Regions from separate parts of the Mus musculus genome. Here region 1 is linked to region 2. A link is a loop called in an ENCODE intact Hi-C map of the cell type or tissue named here. Cell type or tissue: left cerebral cortex. All regions are shown on one strand.

Evidence for each region. Peaks named below come from ENCODE experiments on the same cell type or tissue, not always from the same donor. Only the 100,000 strongest peaks of a DNase experiment are listed, where the experiment ranks them.
Region 1: it touches region 2 in a loop (2.5-fold over the local background); 15 of 42 quality-filtered maps call a loop at or near these places.

Annotation. Positions count from the first base shown.
Region 1 is chr12:108,421,979-108,424,478 of GRCm38, forward strand. It overlaps Eml1 (echinoderm microtubule associated protein like 1), which reads left to right and starts at 838. Exons shown (of 22, transcript NM_001043335.1): 1 at 838-1,283. The coding sequence starts at 1,217. In left cerebral cortex, a CTCF peak has its summit at 1,005 (motif pointing left); DNase peaks (open chromatin) are centred at 693, 1,109 and 1,485; H3K4me3 peaks cover 2,174 bases; H3K27ac peaks cover 2,035 bases.
Region 2 is chr12:108,492,891-108,495,390 of GRCm38, forward strand. All of the region lies in intron 4 of Eml1 (echinoderm microtubule associated protein like 1), which reads left to right. Among named protein-coding and RNA genes, the nearest start is that of Evl, 61 kb to the right of the region's middle. In left cerebral cortex, a CTCF peak has its summit at 1,542 (motif pointing left); a DNase peak (open chromatin) is centred at 1,526.

The DNA of each region.
Region 1 (2,500 bases), 71 kb before region 2:
TAGCAGCATCTGGAGCCCTTCCGTCTCCACCCACAACATATTTTCCACCAAAAGCCTTGTTTTCTAAGTGTGGTCTCCTTAGCTAGGACAGAGACCAGGCATGACATCTCTTCTGCCTACATCTTTGAGGACCAGAGTGACAGATCCCATCCCTAGCCTTGTCCTCTAATGAAGTGTGAGAGACCCCAGAGCCCCGGAGAGGTCTGAAAGTTTTCTTGATAACTTTCTAGTCCATTATTATTATGTGACTATTGTATTCAAGGTCTGGAAGTTAATACCGAAAACTTCAGAATTTTACCTCTAGTGGACAGAACCCACCTTCGGCTCAAGCATTCCTTTCTCTCTAGCTTTCTCGATTGTCACTTGGCATTATCTTTATTTCTAGCCATGGGGAGTAAGGCTCAGATCGTTAACCTAGCTGGCGCTTGTATATATAGGCTGGGTGTGCTACTGACTCTTGGGTTTGCTTTTTACAATATTCCTAAGCTGACATTCTCTGCCTGATGGTGAACCTAGATCTATGGGTCTGTAACAATTTAGTCTAAAGTGACAGCGTCATACGAGTTGGTCACAGAGGAAGGGGAATGAGATAATCTCTTTCTGCATCCTTGGTCCCCTCTTGGGGTAGGGACATGGGTTCTTGTGGAGTTACAAGCCCTGAGCTGGAGAACACGCAGACCAGGGGATACGCCTTGCTGGAAGTGGCCCGGTGGGAGGCGCTATGCTGATAGCAAGCGCCACCGTGGTCCAAGTTTAGAGCAGCAGTTGTCCGGGGTCCCGGGGGGGGGGGACAGCTCGAGGGGGAGAAAGGGTGGGCAAGAGGGTCCCTGGGGTCCGGGAACGGGCTGTAAGCGTCCCTTGCTTTCTCTCCCTTTATCCCTCTACCCCCACCCCCACCCCGTAGCATTCTGCCTGTAGATCATAGGAGCAAGGACCAGGGAGGGGACCAGGGCGGGGACCCAGGCTCGCCCAGCTCTGCGCCCCGCCCGCCACGTCTCCTCCGGACCATGCCACCGAGGCCGCCCCCTCGCGGGCAGCGCGGGTGCCGGGTGCTCGTTTTCGGCGGCGGCGGCGGCAGCGGCGGCGGCGGGCCCGGGTTGCCATGGTGACCGGCGGCAGCCACAGCAGGGCCGGCCCCAGCGCCAGCGCCGCGGCGGCTCGGCAGGGCGCAGTGTGTGGGTGAGCGCGGCCGGAGCGGGCGCGGCCCGGCCTCAGCATGGAGGACGGCTTCTCCAGCTATAGCAGCCTGTACGACACGTCCTCGCTGCTGCAGTTCTGCAACGGTGAGCGTGGGCGGGAGGACAGGGGCACGGGGACCGAGTGGCGAGGGCCAGGCCGGGCCGCGGGCGAGGCCGCGCCAAGTCGCTCTGGTTCCCGCCGGCGCATTGTGCTGGGGCCGCGGGGCCGCGCTTCTCCCCGGCTGCGGGCTCCCGGGATCCCCCATGCCCACCCCAGGCTCCGGGCGAGGGCGGATCTGTGGTTCCCAGAGCCCCAGCGGATGCAGCGGCGGAAAGCGCGCGCGAGAGCCCGGGAGCCCCGGAGCCGGGAGGCCCGGGCAACCTCGGCGTTCCGGGGACGTGTTGCTCTTTCGCTTCCAAACTCACATCTGTTTGGACGGTGCTGGATGCAGAACTCAGCAAACAAATCACTGCTGGAACAAAACCTTTGCAGGATGCACGCAGGGCTGGCTGCAGATGGACCTCCAGAATCCTTTTGGGGTCACTTGGATGGAATCATCACGGTTTAATGTGCTCCAGAGCCTGGGTGGACCTGGCTTAAAAGTGTTAGACCTTATTTATTTTGTTTACGGCATCATAGATTTGTTTTTCCCTATATGTGACTATGTGTGTGGCAGGTTTTACAGGGAGGAGACCACCGCGCTACCAATATGGCATCTTAAAAATATATAGAATCATACATGCTGTAAAGATTTTATAGTCTCTGTAGCAGGGTTGGGAAAGATTTTTCACCGCGCTCTGCATATTTTATCAGAACATGATGTGCGATAATTCATGCACAAAAGTTTACCACACTTTTTTTTTTTTGCATGTTGGGAGTTATTGCTTTATCAGAAGTTTGTTAAAGGGTGAAATGTGGATTTTACAGAATTTTCTCGAGTGCAGTCAGGATAAATTTCAATCCCAGACCCTTGAACAACTGGAGAAAAATTACATTGCAGTTGTAATTGTCATCTAGGGAAACATTTCTTGTTTAGTACCACCTGTTTGCAAACGAGAGCATTAAGAGGAACAAATGTGTTGATTCACTCAATATACTATTTTTCTTTGGTGGAATTTGACTTTTTCTTTTAATGACTATATGTATACACGTACTTGGGTTTTTCAGCTTATGATTTTCATGTGGGGCAGATAGACTGTATTTGGTATTCCGCCGATCACTGGGATACTTTACAGTGTAGACTCATGGGAATCTTTTTGCTCCCGGGTAGGTTGTCTAGATTCTTCAATTAGCACTTTGAATAGTTTCCTTAATTGGCTGA
Region 2 (2,500 bases):
CCATCCCGGCTCTGCCACTTTGTGTTCCATGATTTTAAATCACTAGATTGGGGAATAGGGACTCTTCAGCATCGAAATAGTATGGACCTCACAGGTGTTCCGAGGATTGAGTACCTTCTTCTCCAAAGCATCCTCCACACCAGGCTGGCCTGCAGGTGCCTGTGTACCTAGGACTATTGTTGCTCCGTTCCAAGGTCACAGCCTATGTGTCTCTCTTCTCAGGGACTGCCCAAGTTTTGTTTCTATAGCTGTGATGAAAAGCAACTCTTTCAGTTTACAGTTCCAGGTTAGGGTCTGTCACTCCAGGAAAGTCACAGTGGCAGGAGTGTGAGGAAGTTAAACACACAGGAGCAGAGAGCGTGAGGCTGGAGAGATGGCTCAGCAGCTAAGAACATCTTCTGCTCTTGAAGAGGGCTTAGGTTCTGTTCCCAGCATCCACGTCGTGGGAGTTGGGGCTCATAACCATCTGTACTTCCAGTTCCAGAAGATTCAACACTCTCTTGGCCTCTGTGGGCCACAGGCATACATGCAGGCAACACACCCACAGAGCAGAGAATGCGCCTTCTTCCAGCCCTCTCTGCATTTACACAGCCCAAGACAAGAGGTGCTGCTCATATTGAGGATGGGCTCTCCTCCACTCCTAACTAACCCAATTAAGAAACGTTCTCACAAGCTAACCCAATTCAGACAGTTCCTCAGGGAGATGGTCCCCCCAGGCGATGCTAGATCAATTGAAGTTAACCGTCACAGAAGCATTTGGAGTTCTGTGCCTCCTACCCCAACCTGAAAAGAGAAGAACGAGGTGCTTGGACAATGTCTGTCACCCTACTCGTGCAGCCTACAGCAGGGCTTCACTTGGACCTACTATATGTGTGGCATGATGCAAGGCAGGATGGGAATGGGATGGGCCGAGCGAAGAGATTGATTCACCTTCGCGGGACTTGTTGACAGCACGGAAACAGGCTGACCCTGGTTTCCTCAGTTTCTGTAAGACACAACACAAAGCAATGGGAAAAGAAGGAAAAGGGTTTGGACGTGTAGCTCACTGAGAAAGACACAGCCCTGAACTGATTTAAAAAAAAATGGCGCTCAAATCATCAAAGCACAGCAGGTGGCTTACCTAAACTCAGGCATCACTCTGAGATGTCACCCAGCTGTGGTCTTCCCTCTGGTGCTTCAGAGTCTAGAGTGGGAGTGACAGTGTTTGAACAGACTTTACCTCACCCTACAAGGCTCAGCTGAAGAGCCCCTTTTTTAGCCCCCACCTGAGGTAGGTGTTTTGCAGACAGCCTGTGTCTGCGGTTGTCCATAGCCCTCCTCCATCTTTACCCATTCCCACCCATGACCTCCCTTGGGCTCTAAGAGAGCAGGGACACTGTCCTTTCTTAGTCTCTGGCCCTGCAGCACTTTGCAGAGTGCAGGAAACACGAAAACCTCCCACTAAGCATTCCTTGAATGCATGAAATTACATTTAAAAAATAAATAAATAAATCTAGAACTGTTTAAGAAACTGGTAAGGAGCGCCACCTAGAGGCTGATTACTAGCACCACACTTTAGCCTTAGTGTTTGTGCTGGAGTCCTAGTTAAATCTCCAGTCCCTTAAAGTGGCTTCTTGTGGGTGACATTGGTTAGGCGGGAAGTCATTGGCAGCAGTGTGAAGGCACTTTGTCCTGTCTTGCTCAGTCCTGAAGTGGTTCTGTCCGTTTTGTGGATGAAGAAGCAAAGCAGCCTGTGTCCCCTGGTGAGCTGCATTGCATAGCTTTGATCTATGGAACACAGACACTCCAGTAGCCCTTGATGCCTCTCCCACCACGACTTTTGGCTTTTGTGCCCACCTGTGTCAGTTGCTCCTAGAAGCCATTCCCTCTTCTCAGATTCCTGGAGACCTGAGCATCCCGTGGGGAATTCCCCTGTGGACTTCCTCTTCTTGGAGGACCATTGTCTATAGGTGTGTGTGTGTGTGTGTGTGTGTGTGTGTGTGTGTGTGTGTGTGCGTGCACACGCGCACGCTCACCTGCATGGACATGTATGCGAGCCAAAGGTTAATATCAGTTGTCTTCTTCGATCAGTCTGTCTCCCCCAGACTCCTCCCCCACCTGCACAGCCTTTCTGTGTGGGTGCTGGGGATCTGGACCCTGGTCCTCAGGCTTGTGTGGCAGTCACTTTAATGACCTAGACACCTCCCCAGCACCTGAAACTGCATTTTCCTTTTTCTGGACACCGCACAGAATCACGGGATTCAAGGTTTGGGCATCTTTTTGCCTTTGTGACTGTCAGCATGAGGCAAAGAATCCTGGTGTCTTTTGGCTTCCTGTCTGGCTCCAGCATCCCGTTCCTATGACCGCAGGAGGTTTGCCTTGCTGTCTTTTTTTTTTTTTTTTTTTTTTTTTGCCTTTCCCTCACCTTTCTTCCCACTGCCTGTGAGCCAATGCATAAGTGACATGGAATCGGGACTCCGGCTTCCGCAGGGCACACAGATCACAAGACTGTCAATCATGC